Linked DNA regions of Mus musculus: region 1 is linked to region 2. Evidence: chromatin contacts called from ENCODE POLR2A ChIA-PET data. All regions are on one chromosome and are shown on one strand. The core of a region is the stretch at or near the end of the contact, and the rest is flanking DNA. Distances in the headings are between cores, read along the strand shown.

Region 1 (6,385 bases), core at 133-2,632, 41 kb before region 2:
CTGCTCCCCATATCTGAAGCATCAGACACACTGGACAGGTTCAAAAGAAGTGAGAGATGTGTTCAGAACCTATGGTCAAGACAGGCAGAAGACCAGGTTGGCATGAACCTTATAGAAATGTGTCAAGACTTTGCCTCCTGAGGACTGGGACTAAGGGCATGCCCCATTACATAGGGCTAAAGGAAAGACTGTGAGTCATAATAAAAACCTTGGTACGCAAGGACAGGAGCTATGTGTCTCTGCTTGTAATCCAAAGATCTTTTAGACTAAAGGCCTGTGAAGTAGATGACATGAACTCCAGGGAAGTCACTAGTTGTAAAGTTTGCTGAAACGTCAATCTAGGATTCTTTTTATTATTTTTATTTATTTTTAATTTTTTTGGTTTTTCGAGACAGGGTTTCTCTGTATAGCCCTTGACTGTCCTGTAGACCAGGCTGGTCTCGAACTCAGAAATCCGCCTGCCTCTGCCTCCGGAGTGCTGGGATTAAAGGCGTGCGCCACCACCGCCCGGTTTAGGATTCTCAAAAAAAAAAAAAAAAAAAAAAAAAATTCAGATAAGGTAAAATGTATCCATTTTTAAAATTTTCAATTTTAAGTGTTATCTAACAAACCACAACTGAATATAGAACACCTGTTCTCTCAGTGTAGCAGCACACAGCCTGCAACCCCTCCCCCCATCAGGTTACATGCTAAGGCAAACTGCCTACTACCCACAGCTTTCATCTTTTTCCAGGATACGGTCCACTAAAAGTACTGATTTGTGAAACTGCGCTTTTTACTCTAACCATTGGTACCGGTGCAAAAGGGACAGCGAGGGCCCCTTCCTCAACCGGTGACATTCGAGTGGGTCCTACCAGACACGAACTGTCATTGTCTCTTTATTCTAGTTTCGTGATCCTGAGTATGGGGAATGGTTTGGCTACCTGAACCAAGAGGGAAAGGTGGCCCTCACCATCAAGGGAGGTCCTTTTAAAGGTGAGCGAGGAACGGGGCGAGACTGTAGGGGTTTGTGGCACCCGGCTCGCCGGATCCTCCCTACCCCGGGGTTCATTCTCCCCACAGGCTGCTTCCATGTGCCGCGGTGCCTGGCCATGTGCGAGCAGATTCTAGGAGCCCTACTCCAACGCCTTGAGCCCGCCCCCCTCGACTCCTCGCCCGCTGTCTCTACCCATGAAGGCTCGAAATAAAGATGACCCTGTTCCACATGCTTGTGTGCGCGCCTCTGTGGGCTCCGAGGGAGGGTACAACTATTGCCCACACTTCCCGCCTTGAAAGGTCTTCGCTGTGGCTTCAAACGCACCACCTTGGGCGCTGATCCATCACGCCCAATTATCTCTAAGTGCCACGCTCATTGGTTGTGCAGTTCGGAGGCGGGTCCTATAGCTGGGTACTTCCGCTGCAGGCAGGTCGGAGCGGTCCGCCTTTTCCGCCGCCGTCCCAGGATCCTGGCCCCAGTCCAAGCTCCTATCGTCCTTTCCCTGCTTCTAAGTGGCCGCCGAGTGCACGCGTTCACGACCCACAAGGACCCGCGAGCTCCGCCGCCGCCGCGATGAACATCCGCAATGCTAGGGTGAGGTGACGGGGAGCCAGCCTGTCCGCACCGAGTGGGCGCCTTACGGGGTGACCGTGTGAGCATGTTATCGAGGGACCTGGTGCTTTGGTCCTGTAGGTCTGCCGACGCCGGACCTTAAGGCTGCTGCAGCCTGCTTTAAACATCTCGCGTTTATCCCGCGTTTCCTAATTCAGATCTCATTGAGTGGGCTCCACAACCTTTGGACACTATTACTCAGTCCTGGAACTGGCACGTTTTGCATGCCGCATGGAAACAGGGCTTGTGCAAAGTCGTATAGTAGCAACTGTGCCCTGCCCCGGGGAAAGGGGAGACCCAGAGATCGACGTGTGTGGCCCTCTTAGTCATTGCAGCCCTGGACTAACCGTATCCCACTCTCATGCAGCCCGAAGACCTGATGAACATGCAGCACTGCAACCTTCTCTGCCTGCCGGAGAACTACCAGATGAAGTACTATTTCTATCATGGCCTCTCTTGGCCCCAGGTGGGCAGCTTTTGCGTTTTGTAGGGGTGTAGGGTGCAACAGGAGGGAAACATGGATCCGAGTGAGCAAACGCAGTGGGCAAGGGTATAAGAACCTGAGGCTCTGGTTGATGGAGAAGCCTGGCAAATGAAAGGGTGTGTATAGAAACTAGGCTCCACAGAGTGGAGGCTGGCAGTGAGCTCTGTCCTGTTGCCTGCACTACATGACGTCCTTTTCCTTTCTGTCACCAGCTTTCTTACATTGCTGAGGATGAGAATGGGAAGATTGTGGGCTACGTCTTGGCTAAAATGTGAGTCACCAAGGAGAAAGAAAAGACACTAATGTTAAGAAGGACAAAAGCTTTGGAGAAGGGAATGGGAAGCGGTGAATTAGTTTGAGAGGCATTCTCTGTTGTCCAGATTGGTGCTCACTCAGGCTAACCTCAAACTTATAGTAGTCTTCATGCTGAGCCTTCTTAATGCTGAGATTTAACTATGGCCAGCTTGCTATGAATGTTGTTTTAATTAACAGATTTGTAGGGAAGCTCGAAGCTGACAGAAAAATTGAGCAGAGGGTACAGAGTTTTCCCATACACTCCTCCTCCACGTTTGTTCTCTAACTACCATGTATGGTACACTTGTTAGAAGTGAGAAACCTGCCGGCTGTGGTGGCGCACGCCTTTAATCTCGGCACTCGGGAGGCAGAGGCAGGTGGATTTCTGAGTTTGAGGTCAGCCTGGTCTACAGAGTGAGTTCCAGGACAGCCAGGGCTACACAGAGACACCCTGTCTGGAAAAACCAAAAAAAAAAAAAAAAAAAAGTGAGAAACCAATACAGATTTCATTAAGCAGATTCCTGTTTTCATTGTTGTGTTTCTGTATGTGTTGCACACTCTCTGAATTGGACAATTAAAGAGTTTACCTTTAAAAAGTAGCCATCCCTCCCTCAACCTCGTACAACAGGGTCATCTTTTCATAATGATGTAGAGTTGAAATAGTAGCTTATAGCTCTTTCAAACTGGCTCCCCTCACGTAATGCTCTGCAATCAGCATTACTCTTTTTGTGGGCATCTATTGCAGGGTGATCTGTTGACACTGCAAATATCTGATAGGTGTAGCGTGGGGCTTTGAGGGGGTCATGATTGGCTATTCTGATTCAGAAGTTCCTAGTTCTCTTCTTTTTGGATCTGGGATGCTGTAGCCACAAAGAGTCTGAGCACCTGTGTGCACAGGTATCCCAGATAGATGGCACCCATGCCAGGCTCCTTTCTAGCTTTCTCTTCTAGGGAAGAGGACCCAGACGATGTGCCCCATGGACATATCACCTCACTGGTGAGTATAACTACTGAGGGTTTGGTAGAGGTAGACTGGAGATAATTGAAGGAGCCACAGTGGTCGGACTTGTACCCAATCTTCTTCTCTCAGGCTGTGAAGCGTTCCCACCGGCGCCTTGGCCTGGCTCAGAAGCTGATGGACCAGGCCTCTCGAGCCATGATAGAGAACTTCAATGCCAAATACGTCTCCCTGCATGTCAGGAAGAGGTGGAAGCCAAGTTGGGGGAAAGGGCAATGCTGGGAAGTGGGGAGGAAGGGGTACCCGATTGATAGTGGTTCTGGGGTTTACTGCCTTCATAAGAATATGGGAAATAGTATTAGTGGGAAAGGGGAGAGGGACAAGGAAGAAGGGCAGGATATGACCTGTCAGGTTGACAAGTTTGTGATGCTGACCAATGCCTTATTCCCCTGCAGTAACAGGGCCGCCCTGCATCTCTATTCCAACACCCTCAACTTTCAGTAAGTAGATCAAGACTTTTTTAAGTGGCATGATCCACCCAGTTGGCTGGGATGAAAGGGGTGGAGGGACTCTAGACACTGCTGGGAGGCTTTCAGTATACTCATTGGCTATTCACTGACAAGCAAACCTGAAGAAAGCACCTATTTGTGTGTGTGGTAGAGGAGGGTCCAACATATGCTTCGTAGAGGAGGAGTGGCTTGGTGCTAGTGAGATTGGTGAAGGGCAGTGTGGTAAAGAACACACAGGGCTTCTTAGTGCTGGTTTAGGAGTAACGAAAGGTAAGCTAGAGCATGAGCAAAGGCTGAGAAGTGGCTGGCTCCAGGAAGCATGTAATAACAGATGAAAGGGGACAGCAGGGAAAAGGAGCCATGAGCAAAAGCAATGAGGGAACTAGTGCTCTGAGTGTTCTGGTGGCTGAGGGCAGGTCTACTGCAAACATGGGCATCTCCATGAAGAGAGGACTTGGTAGTACCTAGTGCTACTGGAAAATGGGGCTGGAGTAGACTAACTTGAGAAACCACTGAACCACACTAGACTTGGAGGGTGTCCAGTGAAGATGACACCATTGGGACAGGGTAGTAGTCTTCAGCTTTTCTGGGTTCTACATCCAGATTCATGGAGGGCTCTTTGACGTAGTTAAGACGCCTCTGCAACAGGAACTGCTTTAGCTGCTAAGTCAGCAGTTTCCAGCTGGGTATGGTAACACACGCCTCTTAATCTCTGCACTCAAAGTAGACGACTATGGCTTGGAGTTCCAGCATAGTGAGTTCCAGGTTAGTCTCAACCACATAGCAAGACCCTGTCTCAATTAAGCTTAATTGTGAGGACGTGTGTTTGATCCCTAGCACCCATGCATAAAAGCCATATACAGTGCCCCGCACCTGTTATCCTAGTGCTGAAGAGGTTAAGACAAGAGAGTCCCTGGGGTTCACTAATCAACCAGCCTAGTTGAATGGACAAGTTCCAGATTCAGTGAGAGACCCTATTTTGAAAAAATAAAAATAAGGTGGAAAGCAACTGAGGAAGATACCCAACATGTACCTCTGAAGACTGGCAAGGAACCTTCCTAGGTCATCAAAGGGCTTCCCTTCCAGTGTCAGGGCTACTCAAGTGTGCACACACACCTCCCTCCCCTCCCTCAGCCATCTGGTCAGTAACCAGGTTGTCTATGCTGACTATCTACATGCAGGTACAGTGTCCCTTTTTCCTAGCAGAGGAACTGGCTATGTGCTCAGTAAATGATAAGAAGCAGGTCAGGGAGAGGAAGAAGCAGAACTAGGGGCTTCAACTGAAAACACAAGTCCTTGCTGGTCAGGCTAGGGACAAAGTGGTAGCAAGTCTAGGAATGGGAAGTACCCTGGATGCTACATGCTGCTCGGCTTCACTGGAAAAGCAGAGATAACTATCACAGCAGTTGGACAAGAGTTCATTCAAATGAAAAACAAAAAGGAGAAGCCCATTCACACTGGCTTTTTGCCTCTACAAAGGTTCTATGGGGGAGATGACATTTACCCCAGTAGCCTAAGAACCAGGAGAATTTGCCCCTAGGCATGTGTCTTGATCCTACCCCCAGGATCAGCGAAGTGGAGCCCAAATACTATGCAGATGGGGAAGATGCGTATGCAATGAAGCGGGACCTCACGCAGATGGCTGATGAGGTAAGAGTTCAGCCAGTCCAGGGCAGCAATTCCAGCAGCAGGGGAGATTCTGTACTTGGGAAAGGTGGCTACTTTAGAGCTGTGAGACTGAGTGAGGCAGTGGTGGCTAGAGGCAAGACCAAGATTGAGTGTCAGCCCTTGTCGTTGTAGAGCCCCTCTTTCCCTCACTTCCTAAGCTGTCAAGTTGTGACATGGCCTCTGTTGACTCTAGAGGGGGCTATGGGATGCTTTCTAGGGAAGAAGCCTGGAGGTGGGTGGAACAGGAGAGAGAGTAGGAAGATATTTTTCTAGGGAGAGGGACTACTAGGGTCAGGGGCAGCCTGCTCAGATTTAGGACTAAACTGGGCTAGGGGGAAAGGGTCTCTGACCAAGCCTCCTGGGGAGGTACTGCTCTGTCTTGGAGGCTCCCCAACAGCACATTTGAGGGCAATAGGACCTTTGTCATTTTACAGATGAGGAAAGCAGGCTTAGGGCAGAGCTAGGATTGAACTACATTTCTACCCAGTCCTATTTCTTGCCTTGGCCCTACCACTTCTCACTGTGTCCCTTCCCCCAGCCAGCCTCAGGGCCTGGCTCCTCTTGTCTCCTGTCTGGAGACTTAGGCCCTGTCTCTTTCCACCCGCTTCCCTCTGGGCTCCTGGCGGCAGCTGAGGCGGCACCTGGAGCTGAAGGAAAAGGGCAAGCACATGGTTCTGGCGGCCTTGGAGAACAAAGCGGAGAACAAAGGCAACGTGCTTCTGAGCTCAGGAGAGGCCTGTCGTGAGGAGAAGGGCCTGGCTGCTGAGGATAGTGGTGGGGACAGCAAGGACCTCAGTGAGGTCAGCGAGACCACAGAGAGCACAGATGTCAAAGACAGCTCAGAGGCCTCTGACTCTGCCTCCTAGAACCTGCCCCACCTGGTC
Region 2 (6,135 bases), core at 1,453-3,952:
GGCAGGATAGTAAGTATAAAACCAAACAAGAACACAGAGGCTAGAGAGAGATGACTCAGCAGCTAAGAACATGTGCAATTCTTCCAGGTGATCAGAGTTTAACTCCTAGCATCTTTATCAAGCAATTCATAACTGCTTATAATTCCAGATCCCAGGGGATCCTTACCCCCTTAGGCACCAGCACCCATACACAAGCACATGATTAAAAATAATTTTTATGTCTTTTTTCCCTTTTTGGTTATTTTTGCGACATGGTTTCTCTGTGTAGCCCTGGCTGTCCTGGAACTCACTTTGTAGACCAGGCTGGCCTCGAACTCAGAAATCCGCCTGCCTCTGGGGTTTCACTTTTTTAATCAGCAAAATAATTAAAAAACTTCAGACCAGCAGTGGTTCACACCTTTAATCCCAGCACTGGAGAAGCAGAGGCAGGAAGATCTCTGAGTTGGAGGCCAGCCTGGTCTTCAGAGTAAGGCTTTAATCTCATAAAACAAAACAAAACAGAATAAAAACACAAAAGAAAAATAAAAAACCCTCCTGAAACAATTGTGTCTCAAAAGGGTCAACTTCACTACAAGTTCAATTTCATGGCTGGTTTTTGTGTTTTGTCTTTTGAGAGCCTCGCACTGACCCATTAGCCCTATTCCTGAAGCTGATTATTTTATTTATTTATTTTTTTCTTTTTGCAGCAGGTTCTTACAGTGTATCCCACACTGTCCTGGAACTCACTAAACCAATTTGGTGTCAAACTTAAGGTCCTCCTGTTTTGCCTCTCAGTGCCAAAATTATAGGTATGTACCATGATGCCAAGCAATTGGATTTTTACTTTTTAATTGATTTTTTTTGGTGTTTTGTTTTGTTTTGTTTTGTTTTGTTTTGTTTTGTTTTGTTTTTCGAGACAGGGTTTCTCTGTATTACAGCCCTGGCTGGCCTGGAACTCACGTTGTAAACCAGACTGGCCTCAAACTTACAAGATATCTGCTTGCTTTTGCCTCCCAAGTGCTGACACTTAAAAGACAAAGATTTTTGAGAGATGAAATAAAACTTGTGTCTAGGCTTCGCAAACAGAGCTAGACATAGTGAACACCTATAATCCTAGCACTCAGCAGGATGAGACAGGGGCATGTAGGTTTAAAATGAAACTGAGCCACAAAGTAAGTTCCAGAACAGCATCAACCCTAGACTAGGTCCAGTTGGGGTGCAGTCTGGGAGTAAGGCAGTGAAGAGAGCAGCTGGAGAGGAGAGGCCAATTTTGTGGCCTATCGCTCTTACATCAGTGCAGTCATGAAACTGATCTCAGTTCAGTGCCTCATGGAAAATACCATTCTCTGCCCAGCTAAAAAGGCCCCTGGCTTCGTGACCTAGCTGCCTGGCTCAGTCTCCTCTGCTGTCTCCTGGAGATTTGAACCAGTGAAGCTTCATGAGTACGGTCCGCAGCTTCATTCTGAATCCATCTGAGCCAAGTGGCAGGCCTGTAGAAGGAGTAGTGGCCTCTGAGCTCTTTGCTTAAGCCTCCACTTCATTCAGATGACTCTTCCTAAAGACTCCATGGTACACTTTGGATGTCTGGAAAGACATCCAGACTTTCACAGAGTGCTAGCAGGCATCCCCAAGTTTTTCTTTCATGGGAAGGAAGCTGGCAGGAGGTGATCATATGAGAAGGGAAACCAGGCCAGAGTGCCAAAAGTGTTTTCATGGGATCAGGGCATTGCACCACTGGGGGAGTGTTGGCAGGCTGAGCAGAGGACCTACAGAATGCTTCACTGAGTAACAGGCATGCTCATAAAAATACCATACCTACCAGGGCTGCAATCTGCCATCTGGGCCCTAGGCCTTCCTTGCCCTGCAGCTTCAGCTAGCTGGACTCACTTTGGAATTCCAGCCCCCTCTGCTTCGCCTCGCTTGGGAGGTCACAGCCCTAAGCCTGGGAGGGGGCGCCACTGGGAAAATCTCCTTTCCATAAGCTTTCCCCATAGGGCTGTAAGCGAGAGTAGGTCGACCAGGAAAGGTCAGAAAGAGGCCAATCCCGAGGACAAAGAAATAAGGCACTGAGCAGGAGGGAAGTGGGAGGAAGATCAGAAGTAGGGGGTTTCAGGTTGAAGGGCGCTCTCTCTGAGAACTTTCCCTTCTAGCCTAATCTGGGACCTAGTGTTTAGGAGGGACTGTATGGTGTGCCTCGCCACACCTCCTTCGCAGGCTGGGGACTCAGGTTCAGGCGTACATCCCTGAAGAGCCCTGGCTTAGCGTCGTGGCTGGGCAGGGGTTCCAAGAGGCGCTCTGCCCTGAGAGTGCGGATACATTCAAACACATGACCAGGGCGCGGCCCGGACCTAATGGTATATGAATGCCCATTACTAGCCAGAGCCCTCGAAGGCCAAGTGGAGGCGAGGTAATCTGGTTCCCAGTCTGGATCCTCTCCCCACTGTCCAGCCCCGAGATCCCGAGAATACTTCTGCAAATGACTTCCAATATAAGCCTCAAGGGCGGCGGGGATCCTTGATAGTGAGGTTGGGGGTCACTCTCATCTCGGGGATACTGGGACTGCTGGAGCTCCTGAAGAGGACCCCCCCCCCCCACGAGGTCCCTATCACGCGCGGGGCTCTGCGGCCAGGTTCAGATGAAACAAGGAACGAGGGTGTGGCGAGGCGGGGCCTGCTGCGGGGGAGGTGATCTCACTACCTCCCCCTCCCTCTTCCTCCCCCACTTCCCCGCGCACGCTGCCCCGCCCGCCGCCGCCGCCGCCGCAGCAGCAGCAGCAGCAACATCGCGTCGGCAGCGGCATCGCTGGGTGGCAGGTCCGAGGTCGGCGTGCACAGAGACTGAGCTGGCAACCTGATCGGCGCAGGTAAGGTGGGCTGGTTTGTCCCCTTGACCGCAGCAGCGACCATCTACGTTCCAGACCCAGCCCGCCTCAGGCTCAGAGGGAGTGGGTTTCGTGCCTCCTCGGTAGGAAGGCTGGAGCCCCACCCATGCATGCTAGGCACCGAGCTCTGAGCCCTGCGATCTGGAATGGGGTTGGAGAAAGTGGCTAGGTGCCAGAGCTCGACAGGTGAGGGGTAACTGGGCGGCTCCCCAAATGCATGCTTAGGGAGGGGCACAGGAGTGGTCAGGCAGGTTCTGTATGGGCAAGTGGAGCTGAAGTTGGCATATCCCTGTGGGTGTATGCGTGTGAGGAAGGAAATGTGAACCCAGCAGAACGTCCATCTAACCCAGTCGACCGCTGTGGGGTGTGGCTCTGGGCGTGGCTGTTCCTCATCCCCATCTAAAGTCCTGATTGCGGCTGGGGTGGGGGAGAAGCCAGTGTCTAGCATGGTGTGGGGGAGATTGAGCGAAGCTCCTCCGGTAATGGGAGGAGGAGAAGGATCAGGGATGGATGGGCGCTGCCTGCCCCTCCACCCCAAAGTGGGGAGGGGGCTTTGTTCTTCACCTCCTCCTTTCCAAATTCCCTCCGGGGATCCCCTCAAATGCACTGCAAAACCAGTCTCCTCTCAGGCACAGAACCTCCCTTAGGTTCTTTGGCCAATAAAGACTACACTAAGAGAGATGGTTTTGGGCACTCACTGATGTGCCTGTGGATGCACATGGGTGTGGACCATGGGTCCATCAGGTAAAAATAAGGGAAGAAGGGCCTCATTGGCTTAGGACAAGGGACTTCTGGAAGCAAGGTGCCTGGGACTCTTTCTGTAGAGACTGGAGCGATTTTAGACATTGTTTTATACTCTGTTTAATTATGGGAGGAGGGACGTTTCCATACCTTATTCCCTTCTATCTGGTTCAGAGTTTTAGGGTGTTGATTGATAGGAAATGAAAAGAATAACAGATATAGCCCACTGCTCCTCCTGATCTAGTGTCTATAACCCCTATCCATCTGTCTCAGGGAGGCAGGACCACCATCTGTCTGGGGGCCTGGCACCCCTTTCAGGTAGATGTCTTGATCCTGATTAATGCAACTCCAGTGGTAGCGGTTACTAGCAGCCCAGTGTTGTCTTTGCTGACTCACATGGCCCTTGTGGTGAATAGATCCAGCAGCCTTTCTTCCCACCTTTATGGTCCTTTAGTAGGGTGGCTAGGGTGGGGCTTGCCCAAGGCCTCAGCTCTGATGGACCCCTTGCTGCAGATGGTGGGACTTGACAACCCTAGCTTCTTACCTAGCCCAACATCTACGCAGCACTGTATATACTTGCTTACCATTCAGGCACTAATCCTTCAGTCACCCTCAAGGGTCTGTGGCCACATGGCGAATTGGTGACAGGGCTGGGACTGGGAACTCCCCACTTCTCTGCCTCCTTGCTGTATTCCAAAGTCTGTCATTCTCTATTATTTTTTGTGTGTACAATCCCCAAAGCAATATATCTTGATATTTTGTTATAGTACATTTGAAAAACACAGGAGCAACTTACTGAAATACATTTGAAATAGAGAACAAAAGAAATTAGGAATTGCCTGTGATCTGATTACCAAGGAGGGGGAAACACATTTGACATTCATCACAGCACAGCACTCCTGGATAGCTACTACCTACTCCCAAGAGACTCCTCCCCCAGTGCCCAGCCTCTAGCCTTCTGCAAAGCACCATGCACAGGCATGGGGGCTGTTCACAGAATGACTGCCCAGGGACTGAGTATCCATGAGTGGGTAGCCATTTGCTAGATAGATTTTCACTGCTGAGTGCTTGCTTGGGCCAGAATGCACATGTAAGTAACCAGTCACCAATACCATCCTTGTCCTTTTGAAATACAGATTTCCCGTTTATTTCCTTCATGATAATTTGAAGAGAAAAAAGAAGACAGTGAAGGAAGGCTAGCAGACAGGGGAGTCCTGCTATGCTCCCCAGTTGGCTTCTTCCAAGTCTGTACTCTTCTGTCACTGAGAGATAGCTACTTTCCATGAGAAACACTTTCCATGATTGGCTAAGCAGGGTGAAGAGGACATATTGGCTGTTGATCATTAAACTGACTGGCCCTCACCTATTTTGAGCTTCAGCCACCACTCCTCTCCTCTCCTCTCCTCTCCTCTCCTCTCCTCTCCTCTCCTCTCCTCTCCTCTCCTCTCCTCTCCTCTCCTCTCCTCTCCTCTCCTCTCCTCTCCTCTCCTCTCCTCTCCTCTCCTCTCCTCTCCTCTCCCCTCCCCTCCCCTCCCCTCCCCTCCCCTCCCCTCCCCTCCCCTCCCCTCCCCTCCCCTCCCCTCCCCTCCTCTCCTCTCCTCTCCTCTCCCCTCCCCTCCCCTCCCCTCCCCTCCCCTCCCCTCCCCTCCCCTCTCCTCTCCTCTCCTCTCCTCTCCTCTCCTCTCCTCTCCTCTCCTCTCCTCTCCTTTCCTTATGTTTTTCATTTTTTTTGAGACAGTTTCTCTGTATAGCCCTGGCTGTCCTGGGGTGCTCTCTTTAGACCAGGATGGCCTCAAACTCAGAAATTACCTGCCTCTGCCTCACAATTTCTTTCTTTGGGGGGGGGGGGTTCGAGACAGGGTTTCTCTGTGCCGTCCTGGCTGTCCTGGAACTCACTCTGTAGACCAGGCTGGCCTTGAACCCAGAAATCCGCCTGCCTCTGCCTCCCAAGTTTTGGGATTAAAGGTGTGCGCCACCACCACCCGGCCACAATTTCTTTACTAGTTAATCTAGTACTCACTATGTAGCTGAGGCTGATCTCAAGCTCAGAGCAGCACTCATGCCTCAACCTTTCCAAATGCTGGGATGATAGGCCTGTGCCACCACACCAGACTTGAGCTTCAGCTTTGCTGGCTATCATGTGAGGAGTGGTGGTTCATTGATGTATGCAAGATCTCTTTCATGGCAAATGGTACCAACCAAAATGACAACAACTCGGTGCTCCTCTGGACTGTGAGGTTGACATGGCCTTGCAAGAATGACCTAGCCCAATGATCCTATCACCACATATATCCAGGGAGAGGAGTAGAATTGAGGTCCCATTCGGAGATCTGCCAGGCCTCCCTTTATGGACAAGATGTGAAGGGGTGCCATGTAGTTCTGGCTCTGGGAGTGGGTCTGAATTCCAGGACTAGTGTCCCAAGCTGGCAGTGTCTTTGCCCTGTCACCTGTTCCCATGATGGGAAAGGCTTAGGTCCCTGTATGGGGCCAACTAGAATGGGCCCTCATTAGCCCCATCCCTTGGGTCCTATCAC

What was found. ChIA-PET counts read pairs that join two places held with the same protein, here RNA polymerase II (POLR2A).
Region 1: POLR2A ChIA-PET joins it to region 2 with 16 read pairs in Patski. The contact joins the promoter of Naa10 here to the promoter of L1cam in region 2. POLR2A ChIA-PET finds 5 or more read pairs at or near these places in 2 of 5 experiments (Patski and embryonic stem cell).

The regions. Positions count from the first base shown.
Region 1 is chrX:73,916,941-73,923,325 of GRCm38, reverse strand. It overlaps Naa10 (N(alpha)-acetyltransferase 10, NatA catalytic subunit), which reads left to right and starts at 1,382. Exons shown (of 8, transcript NM_019870.3): 1 at 1,382-1,570; 2 at 1,956-2,054; 3 at 2,285-2,343; 4 at 3,318-3,363; 5 at 3,457-3,572; 6 at 3,780-3,824; 7 at 5,399-5,483; 8 at 6,131-6,385. The coding sequence starts at 1,550. The coding sequence ends at 6,367. It overlaps Renbp (renin binding protein), which reads left to right. Exons shown (of 11, transcript NM_023132.3): 10 at 888-975; 11 at 1,063-1,205. The coding sequence ends at 1,187.
Region 2 is chrX:73,877,401-73,883,535 of GRCm38, reverse strand. It overlaps L1cam (L1 cell adhesion molecule), which reads left to right and starts at 2,702. Exons shown (of 29, transcript NM_008478.3): 1 at 2,702-2,842.